Regions from separate parts of the Homo sapiens genome. Here region 2 is linked to region 1. A link is a loop called in an ENCODE intact Hi-C map of the cell type or tissue named here. Cell type or tissue: Calu3. All regions are shown on one strand. Links, peaks and the distances in the headings refer to the core of each region. The heading gives the core; the rest is flanking DNA.

Region 1 (7,002 bases), core at 674-5,673:
AAAGAAGGTATTATTATCTGCTTTCATGGTAATCATTTTCTAATAGGCATCAAGGAAAGTAAATGCAAATGTCACCAAACCCCACAGGTCTAAACAGGAATATAGACTACTATGCACGTTTTATCATACATTAGTGTTTAATTTAAGGATAGACATTTTCTTAGAGGTGCCTTTCTTTCCTTCATTCTTCACGGAGATGCTGTGCACTGGATTCCTCATGCTTCACTGACTTAGAAATGCTTTGTACATTATTTTTTCCTGTGTCTTCAGGCCTTCTTCTCCTCTTTCATTTAAGTCTCCAACAGTTTCTATTAAAAAAAAAGACAACTTTACAAATCACAGTTTCTTGCCCCTCTCCCTCCCATCAAATGACTACTATTCAAAGTCATCCTTGATTGAAAAATTTGTGTATATTCTCTCATTTTCATTTCCCATCACCAAATGACATTTAGTATTCTATTAGGCTTATGCTACTACTGCTCTTTTGAAAATACTTTCCTGAAATACACATATCTCCAATCAGCAATAGCTTTTGGATCTTACCTGCCCTGACTTCTCTGTGCTCTTCACCACTTTGCAATACTTGGGATTCTCACTTTCTTTGACTTTCAGTCGTCATTTTCTCTTGCTTCTCTATTAATCTGGCTATCCTTTCCAAGTCTTCTTTGCTGGCTCCTTCTTTTCCATGGAGTGTTTAAATACAGATAATTTCTAGATTTTCATCTTATTGTGCATAATCTCCCTGCAGCATCTCATCCACTGGCGGATATCAAGTACCATCCACTTACTACAGATGCCATATGATGCTCTTATATTGACCTCTCTCCTGAATGTATTATCAGTATTAATACCAAGATAGGTGCATAACTTGCATTTGAAAGCAAAATTGGTATTATCTAACAAAATTAAATCTTCATATTGCATTCTCTGTCTCCAAGATAGAAACAGTGGAATCAACCTTGGCTAATGATTCTCCTTCACATCCTATATTTAATAATTGCCAAATTCTATTACTTCTATCACAGAAATGTTCACAATATCTGATTTTTCCTCTCATTTATTGTAGATGTCCTTAGCCTCATTCAAGCATTCCATGTAGAGATACTACTTGTCTGGGATGGAGGATCTTGCATTTGAATTAAGGAGACATAACTACTAATGAGTAACAATGTGTGTCAAGGTAAGCACAAGGAACTTTGGAAGGCTAGATGAGGACATTTATCCAATATGCCTTTCTTCCCTGATCTCAGCTATTGCAATAGCCTCCTCACTTCTCTCCTGGTCAGCAAAATTTCCTCCTCATCCATGCTCCAACCTTCTTTCATATTGCATCCAGAATATTCTTCCACAGAAACTGCATGATTCAGCTTCACTTATTAAAAATCTCTTTGGGGTTCCCATTGCCTAAGCAGGAATTTATAATCTGGGTTTTAGATTTCTATGAAATCCCGTAACAAATTGTGGATATACACATGTGTATTTTTGGGACAAGGTCAACACATGCTGAACCACCAAAATTTAAACACCATCAACCAACAATATAAAACACAAGCTCCTGTAGTCTATACATTCAATTGTACGTTTTACTCATATTTTACTTATCCAGCTCCTTTTCTTTCTTCTCTCCATTAAATCAATCCTATTCCCAGGTACATCAGACATTTCCCAGATACTCTTGATGTTTTAATGCTTTTCTGATTTTGTACATGCTGTTACATAACTTAGAAGGGAATTGTCTATCAATCACCATAACATGTTTCTATGGACTGAAGACTAATTAGAGCGTTATAATAAGAAGCCCCAGGAGTGTTTGCCACTAGAACATCTCTGTTTTACAATATTTTTGTCCAATTTTGATAAGCTGTAGTTACCAAATGATACAATTTAATCCACATATGATATAATTTAATCCTCTATGACTGTCAGATAGTTCTCATTGGTCCTGTTTTCTGATAAGGGACTAGCACATCTCAGTTGCTTAAAAAAATTTAGTGCTTAGTATATTGCCTGATGCATGAAAGTCGCTCAATACAAGTTAGTTGAATGAATTAATAAATGCAAAAGAAATGCAGAGGCTATGTATTGGGCAAGACCATGTTTCTGACATTAATTCTGGTGAGAGGAGGTAAAAAGTAAAGCATGGGCACTTTTAGCAATAAATGATGTATTTGAAATAAATAAATAAATTCTTAAGAGTATAAATATGAGGCCCAGCTTGATTCAAGCATGTATTAGGAACTTCTGAGAAAATAAATGTTAACCCTCAATAAAATGTTGGAGGGAGATAATTACTCACTGGTTGGATTCTGTGCCATTTATTTTTCTCATCTGCCAGTCCCTAATATATTTTAGTAAAGGTACTATACACTAAGTGCTAAAGAAAATAATTTTTTGAGACTTAATCCTAAATGTTTTGAAAGCCAATAAAGAAGATACTGTAACAGTACAGGAGTAAGTGTTATAGCTCAGAGTAAAGCCATGGAGATAATGAGAACAACACAGTGCCTAGACATTTACAGGGAAAACTCACTTAGATCCAGTGGTGGCTGAATGTGAAAACTGATCAAAAGACAAAGTAAAGATGATAACCAGATGGAAGTCAGCTGTGCTGCCTGTGGTATTCAGAATGATGAAGAAAGTGTGTTTGTGTGGTGGAGAAAGGTAAGGAGTAGCATAATGAAATCTTTACTGGACCCTATGAAGGGCTCAATTTAAAATACTATGTAAGCAAACAAGTTGATTTAGAGTAACTTTGTTTTAAAGTCAATATAAAATAAGCTATAAGATACAGGCACATCAATAAATGCAAGAATGATTAATTAAAAGGATAATGTGGTAGTCATTGTACATGTATCATTTACTGAGTCCTTATTTATGTGCTAGGCATGGTACTGAATGTCATCTCTTTTACTTTCCCAACAACCCTATGAGGAAGGTATTTTTATTATCTCAGTATTACAAGTAAGGAAACTGAGGCTTAGAGACATTAAGAAACTTGCCCAAAGTCACATAGCTGAAATGAAGCAGAGCAGGAGCATGGATATGGGAACTTTTATTCAGCCTTCCAGGTTTTCAATTAATACCATTATATTCTTCCTTCTTAGGCTATTTAATAAACAATTCTAGATTTACTTGTATGTGTTTTTAAGGTCTTAATAACATTTTAGTAATGGATTTAATGTTGAGAGTTTATTAAAGATTGTGTCCAATAGTTCTGACAGACAGTATGAAAAAGTATCTGCTCTCTTGCATTGCTGAGAGTTTGTTCTCCACTGCTATGTTTTCATTTGAATAGTTTTTCCTTATAAACACAGTTTAAGTACAGCATGCATAGTCTATCCTAATATTTGAACTGCTTTTTAAAGCTACTTTAATGGATATTCTCCATAATTATGTTTCTTTTTATCTCAATATTTATAATTCTATAAATCTAACCTTTTTACAATCGCATTTTGATTTGTGCAATCTATCTGCATATTTGAGTTCACTCTCATTCCAAAGTTTCTTTAGGACTAATTGTGGGGTGTGTGTGTGTGTGTGTGTGTGTGTGTGTGTGTGTGTGTGTGTATGTATGTTTGGAGTTAATAAGCTTAGATACTAGGGGGGAAAACACTGGAAAGATTATACCACAGATAATTAATAAAAATCAATTAGTTTGTTAATGAGTACTCTGTCAGTACCCAAGGTGCTGGAAACCAGCTGGGGGAAGGAAATCAGGATCCCTGAATAGGACATTTAGAATGCTTGAGTCCTGCTGAGAATTTGAGAGGAAATAACTATAAGAAGCACTACTTGGGTTAAAACTGGCTAAATTTCCTCTTGAGGTTACAATTCCTCCAGCCAATAAATCTAGTAAAAAAGTGATTCACCTTTAGTGTATGCCATAAAGCATTTTCTGAGGCCTTAAGTACATTGCTCACTGCCCTGTATTAAAAACAAACCCATAGTTGTAAATGTCAATGACTAAGAATATTATAGCCCTTGCATCTTTCTTATGTTAGTAGAAAAGCTGGAAGCACCCATTACCTCTTCTATGACTTTTTACACTGTATTTATGTAAATGGCAAAAGTCAAACATGAGCTGACAGGGAAATACAAAATCTGTCTTCCAGTGGTCTTTGGACGAAAAAGCAGAAAATTCCAGTGACAGCAACTGACTTTCGTCAAAAGTTTTTTTCAGAACAACTCATTCTTTCTATTGTTAATTATATCTGTGTTAAGATTATACTTTCTCTTCCTATGTAATTATGAATTATTTATGGGAGTAATGCAGAAGAGGGGATTTGCATATAAATAAATTAAATAAATTTAGCTTACCATAGGGTGACCACTTAAAACTATAATTTCTGTTTCATGTATCTTCTTCTAAGAATCGAGGAAGAAAAGCTAAATATATTCTAGTAGATTCATAGCTTTCATATAAATTTGTACATACAGTTTTATTGTAAATATCTTTCACAAGTATCCTATAATTGTCATAAATGTCAATATGACTGCTAAAAAGCCTCCCTTTTGGATAAAGAATAGAGGCTCAAAGATGTTTATAATTTTGGTTACCTTTTTATAACAGAAGTGTTCAATAGTCTATGAAGTGAATTAATAATATGGTATAAGATGTATGAATTTTCTATTGAAAAGTTGTACCTAATAACTCCCTCTCAGTATGAGGTCATAGGGGTAGAAGATCATTGATTTAACTTACTCAACTCTAACTTTCATGGATAACATATTCCTTTAATTACCTGCAAAATGTCTGGGTAGTGAAACAGAGCTCATACATTAGTAGGAGAGAAAATACACTGAATACAAATAAACGATTCTTTAAGCATGTCTATTTTTAGTCAACTAAATAAGTTAAGGCTTTTTTCCCCTCACATATATGTTACTACAGTTCCTTTTATAATATGCACAACTATGTACTAAAAACTGCATTAGTACAATCAGAAAAAGTGGTATCTATACCAGTTTAAGCAAATTAGATTATGGTTTCCTTTTTAGCACTCTCTTAATTTTGAGATATTTCCTCTAGTACATTTTTAATTACAAGGCAATAGTAGTAGTCTCAATTCCCTGACCTTACAATTCTTTTAAAGCATGAGATTTTTCAAATGTTCTGGCTTCCAGGTACATATAAAATGCAATTATGCTGTCTTTCAAAATATTTTGAAAAATGAAGAATGCATCTTATATTTATTTTAGAAATATAGCTATGTTCACACACACGAATGAGGAAGTCATCTGTGAATAGGTAAATTGTTGGAGCACATATATTGTTAGATTTATAATATCCCATTTAACTTTTGCAATATCCCATCAAGAAATTGAATATTACTTAATGAACACTGTAGTCCCACCTTATTTGCCAGGAATATGTTCCAAGGCCCCCAGTGGATGCCTGAAATTGTAGATAATATCAAGCCCTATATATGCTACATTTTTTCCATCTGATAAGTGACAAATGGATGGGTAGCATGAACAGTGTAGGTATGCTAGACAAAGAGATGAGTCACTTCCTGGATGGGATGAGCAGGAGGGCATCAGGTTTCATATGGCTACTTAGAATGGCACACAATTTAAAATTTATGAATTTTTATATCTGAAATATTTCATTTAATATTTTCAGATCGCAGTTGACTTCAGGTAACTGAAACCACAGAAAGTGAAACTGAAGATAAGGGAGGAGGACTACAGTAGCTGTGTGACTTTTTCACAAAATTAATCATTATAATCAAAGAACAAAATACTGCAGTAGTCAAGTATGTTTGAATCTTAGGGTTTCAGACCATTTTCCTTTCTCAGTTTTCTATCTCAGAGTGTAAGAGTACATATAGCCTGGAAACGACATAAATACAATAAAAAGAACAAGATATAAAAAGTCTTTACTAATTGATTAAAAAGAAAAGGTTAAGGACCACGTGGAAATCAAGTTATGTTTATGAGTTCTGAGAATGACAACATGTTCAGAAGGAAATAGTTTTAATTCTATGAAATTTAAGTTTCTATTTCTAGTTTTTGAATGTAACTCTTTGAATATTGTCCTTAGTTTTGTTTTCTTGTTCTTTTATTTTATTTTTAATTGACACATCAGAATTGTACATAGTCATGGGGTACACTATGATGCTTTGATATAGGTATACAAAGTAGATGAAGAAGACACAAGTAAATGGAAATATATTCCACATTCATGGATTGTTTTTCAAACGCTAATTGTATTTATTTTAGAAATGTAGAAATAGTCACAAATAGAAATTAGTATTTGATAAGTGCTGAGTCTCTGTACTAAATTAGCTCACCTGATTATGTGAATCATTTAATGTTTGATTTAGCTGATAAGACTGGTCAATATTAATATTATAAATACTATATACCATTCTCATATCATGCTAACATAAGAAACAATAAAATTTTAAAAGAAAAATATTGTTTGATAGATTGTAAAATGAGAAAGCCAACTGGCTATTTTGGATAAAAATGAGCAGGTCAACAAGGTCCTAATGGGTTTACTACAGTTTAGTCAGACTCTCAGTTTAACATTTACAGAAATCCAATTTGAAAATTTATTCAATTATTATTAACTTCTTAAGGTCTGACTTTAGTTTAACTGTGAGCACTTGAACTTAAAAGACACTGAATTGTAAACCATGATGTCCATTTATTTATTCACGAAATATGCGTCATTTACATAGGATGCTCCTTCCTTGTGCTCAAAACTACACAGGGAGAATACTGTGTGGTGAGCATCAAGTTAAAATAAGTAAAATGAGATTTTGAATTGTTATCAAACTAGCTGAACTGGACAAGATATCATTCTGTAGTCTAAAGATAATTTTACCTATACACCCAATATTGGCTGAATTTCTAGAGCCCATTTCAAATACAGTGGATCAGGATTACCAGGGATGGGACCAAAAATCTTTTAACAGTGTCTCTGATTATTCTTTCCATGACATAAATAATAAGCTTTGAAAACACTGGCATGATGAATCAGCTCTTCTCCTTGAT
Region 2 (7,002 bases), core at 1,093-6,092, 61 kb before region 1:
ATGTATTTCTGAATCCACACTGGGGATATTATCTAATCTTTTTCTCTTTGGGTAGTTAGATCCATACCTGCATGCTCTAAAGAAAGGATTGGACCATGTTGTAGAAAGTGGACAAGATTACTTTTAAAATAGAATGAGTTGGAGACCACTGAGATAATAGAATATTAAGATAAATGGTCATTACTCATATGGTAAATGCAATTGGAGATTATTTGAAGGCGGTCACCTGCTGGGAAATAAACTTTCAAGAAAAATATAACTTCTCGATGGAGGCTGTCATTTGACCCCATTATTGTACCTTGTCAGTGATATCTTTCATCTCCAATGGGATGGCATGTGCTAGTCAGTTTTGTGGTTATATGTCAAGTCATTCAATTCCTGTATATGTCTTTCAAAACATGGAAGGGCAGGGATGAGAAGGGGGAAGGGATATAAACTGACTTTGAACTCAAGATGGACTCTGTGGTTACTTTATCAAAACGTAAGAGTCTCTATTCCCATGACCTTGTCTAAACCTTTCTTAACATTTCATTTTTTCCTAGCATACATCAAATCTTCATGCCAAACTCACCTTAAAAAAAGATATCTCCTTTCATTCCTTTTATTCAAATTTGTTTCTCCTCAGTGGCTCCACATCTAGAATGCTGTCCCTTCCCATCTCTGGCTGAATTCTTAATTTACTCCTCTCACCCATAAGCTGTTGTCCCCTGAGGTGACGAAGTAACAGAGACTTGCATCATTTGACTCTCAGAAGCATAAAGACCAGGATAGAAATAAAGTTCATCCCGAAATGACAGTCAAGGGCTGTCCAAACGCAAGTGAGAATCAGAGAGGAAACTAAAGCAATATTCGAAGTCCCTTTGCAATAGTCTTCTCCAAATTCTCCCAGTACCAAACCCTGAGAATTTGCAAAGAAAAAGGAAGAAGGGGCAGGTGGCTAACATGTATCTTGTCCTTTGCCACTTTTAAAATCATAGCACCAAGGCAAAGCCAGATGCCTCTCCATCTCGTGCAATATTGAGAATCCTGAAAGGTGCAGATATTGCATACCAACGAGGGTTGCCTTCCCTATGTCTTCCTTGATCATCAGGGTTGTAAAGAACCCTAAGCAAATTTGCATCCAGACGTACGCAGAGGAAATCTAATGTGATAATCTTGGGTCAAAAGGAATAATAGGACAACATTATGTAAGGTATGGACACGATATTATGCTTTGAGAGATTAGCAGATGTCGAGGATGATTTGAAGAACATGATTCAAAATAAAGGTAAGGAGGTAGGCAGAAGTGTGACCATGGAGGACCTTATCAGCTATATTTAAAATTCTGGTATATATCTTAAAAGTCATTTAAAAATTCTTTAATAATAAATGTCTATCATATTATATGCTTAATGTAGAAGATCTCATTAAAATACCATTCCTACAGCAAATATTTGTTTGGTGCCTGCTACATACAAGTCACTGAAGTGCTTCCTCCTCTAATAATTTCTTGACTCCTCAAATGAGATTTGAACCCTGCTTCATCCAAATCCTTATAGCATTTTTATCATTAGTTTTAAATTTCTCATTGTGTAATATATATTTTAAACTTACATATGACATGTTAACCTCTGGCCCTTTGTCAAAATTTACAAAAGATCATTATTTCTTTATTGTTGTTACTTTTGCAGTTAAAATACTTCCTAGAACAATATTGTTTGTACTATGAGTTTATTTTGGGGTTCTCTTTAGCAACAGAGAAGCAAGAATTATTAGGAGATCAAAATGACCCTAAATCCAATTTTGATATCTTCTGTATTTTAAATTATAAAGGAGATCTGACACAATATAAAGTCCTCAAATTCCAAACTCTCACATACTGAAGTCCTTTCCAGAGGTGCTGATGTTGCTTAACTCTTCATTTCACTGTCTTTCATCTGTAATGTAACAAAGACATTTGAGATCAGTGACCACAAGCAGATCATATTAGTAGGCCTGCTATCAACTTGTCATATCAGTGCTTAGTTACTCTCACTAAATTCATTTTGTGTTGTTGAGTAACATAGGCAAGGAGTTCAGAGAATTCATGATAATAATCATGGAGATGAAAAGATTGGCAGGGAGGAATCATTATGGAGTTAAGCAAGTTTACACCCTATCCAATTAACTTCAACACTACTATCAGAATTAACAACTGAAAGTAAAACAAACAAAAAAAGGCTTCATCACTAAGGAAGAATAATTCTTTATAAAAATAATTGATACTGTATTCAAGTATTTCTGAACATGTGTCGGTAAACCAGAATCATCTCAATTAAGTAGGTGTCACGGATCGTAAATATTTCCTAAATACGCTGCTATGGAAATGATCATTACTTTTTAACATTCTCGAAAGTTAAATTAAAGAATGAAGACTCCAGATTATTGTTTCTCAAAGATTGGTTCATGGACAATTTGCATTAGAATAATGTGTGCTTTATTTATTCATTCATTTGTTAGTAATTTATTCACTCATGCTTTCATCAACTATTTATTGTTTATCATAGGACAAGTATTGTTTAATGTTCTGGAGTTGTAGTGGTGAAACTAAGAAAGCACCTTCTCTTGCTATTAAAGATGGGTATTATTAAAAAGGAAATTATCCTAGGCCCAACACTGACCTACCAAATATGAATATATGGTGATTAGACCATCCAAACTTCTGTCTTAGATTTATAGGTAAACTTTGCAATTGGGAGAAAAACTGCCCACAGTTAATCATTTCTGTGAGATACAACTTTTAAATAATGTACATTTTTCCACCATTTGTTTCCCCAAAACTATATACTTGAAATAAATAAAGAGTTCTCTTTCCTTATGTATAAGCACATGTATAAACACAGACAACCCTCCAATTTTCTCACTCATGTAGGGGACTGAAGACACAACTAGAAATATATAATCCTCTGTTATTTGGGCAGGAGGCTTCCGTTAAGCATTACATGAACACTTCAATAGACTTATTCAAGCCTGACCACTTTTTCTATGATTTTTACTTTTGATTACTTCTGTTCTGTTTTCATCCCCTGACCATCTTTTAAAAAATACATATTTAGTAATACAGATTGGATATGACTTATTGTTTCATCTGTTTCACAAATGACATTCATATTTTTCAGATTATAAATTTAGCCTAATGTCAAAGTTTTCTTATAGTGAACCTACAATTCTGCCTCTTTAATTACAATTTAAGCCCAGACCTCTTTCATGTTTTCTAACTGGATTCTTTTTCCCCCATAGCTTTCCTAATTATTCTTTCACTCATGCCATTTTTGGGTGGGAAGGGGATCAATATCTTAACTAAATTTTTTTCTAATGTGTCACCTTCTGGTGTTAGAAGGCTTAGGCCCCACACAGCCAATAAAGTTAGCAAAGTCACTGCCCCCAAGATAAAGTGAGACTAATTTGCTTTGGCAGCCAACATGTCCCAAGAGATTTGGGAGCCCAGCCAACCTGAACTCGGAAGCAGTGATAAAGCTGTCGACTGCCCAAGATTCCCCTCACTCTGATTCAGTGCAAAAAGGGTGGTACAGGACAAAGTGGTACCCAAATAGATTTTTTGCAGCCTAGATTTCATCCAGAGTATGGTGCTATGAACCAAGCCACAATTAAGACAGGAAATAATGTAGAATAAAGCAATGCATCTTTGACAGAAAACATTTTAGGGTATCAAAATAGCATGCTAATTATACAGTGATTTTTCTGCAACTGTGGAAACTACAAATACTTTCCTAAGTATAATTTAAATGGCTTCATTTAGTTGCATTTTATGACCCCCAATACTCCTGTGAATTTACGGAAGCACATTTAGAAGAACAGAGTTGCGATGTCACCTATTTACTTGAAGGCTTTCAGTTGAATATATTTTTTTCCAGTGGATTACCATGAAATACCCCTGCAAAGAGCATATTCAAGATGTTCTTAATTAGCTTCAGAGCAGGTATGCACTGCTAGCAATTTCACAGTGTCAGGGTCAAATATAGTGATCATCATTGCATCATTTCATACATGGAAATTCCCTTAGAAAAGTTAATCATGTAGAAATTTTAAAAATTCTGAACCCTGACATTCAATGTGTACAAGAAGAAACAAATATGACCAAATGGAACAAGATAGTAATAAACAAATAACAATAATAATGATAAATGTGCATTTTTAATAATCATTAAATTTAGAATCTTTGATTCACATTGCATATGTATACCATATAAAACTTATTTATAGCTCTGCAAAGTTCTATGGGCCTAATTTTCACATTTTTCATAATTAAACTTGAAGACACATTTTAGAATTTTGTAGGAATTAATAGAATGTACTTTCTGTGATGCTATCTTAAAGATTCTTAGAAAATTGCTTGTATTTTGAAGTATTTTATGATGAATGAATCTTCTGTATATTATACAAGATACCACAGTTTGCTGACATTTGAGGTTTTCTTTGATACCAAGGCAAGAAAATGAAATACTTAGATTCATATTCCTAATTTCTCTCCCCATTTATTTCTGTCATCCTGCTGTTTGTCAGCTGCAAACCTAGCTCTTACCTCTAGGCAAGCAGGCAAGCAAGCGTCTCTTTCCTGAACTAATAGCCATGTAGCTCCTTGAATTAATTGGCAAGTCAATGGTGCAGCCTGTGTGTTGTTTCCCCAGGAGACCTGGTACTTCACATCAGCAACTTTTTGAATTCAGTTTGGCCTTAAGTTTGCTCCCAATCTTAACCCTTTTTTGGCCTCTTATATTCAAATGGATGGTCATATTGAATATATTGCATATACAGTACAAGGATACATCTATCAATAAAACTCGAGAAAAGTGGGAAAGAGCCACTGATTTTTTACAAAATAACTAAAACATGCTTTTAAGGAAGTCTCTTGTAAAAAATTATTTTTTGTTTTGATGATTTATATAAAGGAAGATCTTTAAGAGACTCTTAAGAAAACCCATTTTTATGTGTTTTGCTGGATAGTTTCTATTTTAAATTATTTAAATTCTTAATTCCTTATACTTATTTAATCTTAGCAGAATAGATTGAAAATTAGAAGTTTTACTCCTGACTTGATCACAGACTTTTAAAATAATCTTGGAAACTCAACATAAAGTAGGTTTTCTTCTGTGTAAGATTAACAATTTAGGTAAGGTAAGACCTTTTCCAATTCCAAATTTCTGGATATATTTTAAAAATTCAGCCAGTGATTTGAAATATATTGTCAGTGATAAAGACAGAGCCTCAAATGCTTTTAATTATTTTAATTAGTTTTTCTGCTTAACAGAAATAACTTCACTGGAGCTCAGGTGTTCTGCTTCATTTTTTATTCAATCACTACCTGAATTGAATGATTCATGAGTAATTTTAGCAAGAACTGCTTGGAAATTATTCCCTTCAAATGACCCAGTGTTTCAGATAAGAACCATCCAGTGGAAAATAGTTTGAGTCACATAAGTAATTTTTTTTTCCCAGAGATGGGGTTCTCGCTTAGTCACCAAAGATAGATTGGGTGTGATTGCAGTGGTACAATCACAGCTTAGCTCACTGCTGGCTTGACTCCTGGCTCAAGGGATCCTCCCCTCTCAGTCTCCCAAAGTGCTGATTAGAGGCATGAGCCACAGTTATTTCATATATTTATTTATTTATTTTTGAGAAGGAGGATCACTCTGTCACCCAGGCTGGAGTATAGTGGCTCAATCACAGTTCACTGCAGCCTCCAACTTTTGGACTCAAGCAATCCTCCCACTTCAGCCTCTCAGATAACTGGGAACTGTAGGCGTGTGGCACCATGAGAGAACCCACCTAAGTAATTCTAAATTTTCTAGTAGTCACATTTGAAAACTAAAAAGAAACAGATGCAATTATTTTTAATATATATTTTAAGCCAATATATTCAAAAATTGTCATTAAGACATATAGTCAATATTTTAAAATATATTCATAAAATATTTTACATTGTTTCTTCTTGTATATTTTATATTTTCAGTATATCTCAATTTAGGCAGTAAATTTGTATCAGAAATAATTTATCTGTATTTCAAATGCATAACATTTACAGTTGAAAAAGTGAATTTATAGCCGCAAGTTATTCCACACATACTTACAAAGCTTTTAGCTAATTTTAAAATTAAATTAAATTTAGTTAGATTTATATTAAATTACAAAATTGAGTTTATTAGTGACACTAGCGACATTTCAAGTGCTCATGAAGCACATTTACTTCTGTATGTGTGGGTATCTACGCATAGATCCACTTCTCATTGGAGATCAAACTTGAACATTTGCTGGCTTCTAATTTACCAACAAAAATTCTACAAAGGGCAAAAGAGATTTTCTGTTAAATACACACAGTTTAATGAAATGTTAAGATAAATAGTTTTGCCTGACTTTAAAAAAAAATTCTGGTTCTTCTCTACAAATATGTGTTGCTTATATGAAAAGTAATTATTATCCCAGACTTTTTATTTTTGAGGTAATCCAAGTCACCCACCCTGTTCTTTAAGTAATCTAAAATAAGAGGTAATCCTTGAAAAATATTTTTCTATTTTTTGCTGAGCTTTTACAATTTTTCAGGATAAAGCCTCTCAAGAGTGGAGAGAGAATATTGTCTAAATCAAAATATTTAAATATACTTGGGCCTTGATTTCCTAAGTACATATACTACAAATTATCTTTTTGAAGCTCAGATTTCCTAAGCTATGAGTGAAAGTTACTGGAGAAGAGGAAAGGTTTTTAACTTTGGATATGGTATTTTTTTTTAACAACAACTATTTATTCATTGTGAAAAGCACAGCTAAACATCAGATTTTAGAGCTGAAAGAAAATGAAAGATCATCTAAACTAAATCACGCATTGCACAGGTAAAAACACTGAGCCCCAGAGACGCAAAGTGACTTGTCTAAGATCACATAATTTTGTCACACATCTTGGGCTGGAACTCAGGTTTTTGATTTTTCTAGTCAGTACTTCCCCCAAGCATTATGTATTAATGGATGATCA

The links. A loop is a pair of places that touch in the nucleus more often than their neighbours do. Peaks named below come from ENCODE experiments on the same cell type or tissue, not always from the same donor. Only the 100,000 strongest peaks of a DNase experiment are listed, where the experiment ranks them.
Region 2: it touches region 1 in a loop (2.2-fold over the local background); 1 of 110 quality-filtered maps calls a loop at or near these places.

Annotation. Positions count from the first base shown.
Region 1 is chr5:92,014,098-92,021,099 of GRCh38, forward strand. No RefSeq gene overlaps it. Among named protein-coding and RNA genes, the nearest start is that of ARRDC3, 630 kb to the left of the region's middle. In Calu3, for the core only: no CTCF peak of the experiment used is centred there; no DNase peak of the experiment used is centred there.
Region 2 is chr5:91,952,338-91,959,339 of GRCh38, forward strand. No RefSeq gene overlaps it. Among named protein-coding and RNA genes, the nearest start is that of ARRDC3, 570 kb to the left of the region's middle. In Calu3, for the core only: no CTCF peak of the experiment used is centred there; a DNase peak (open chromatin) is centred at 3,464.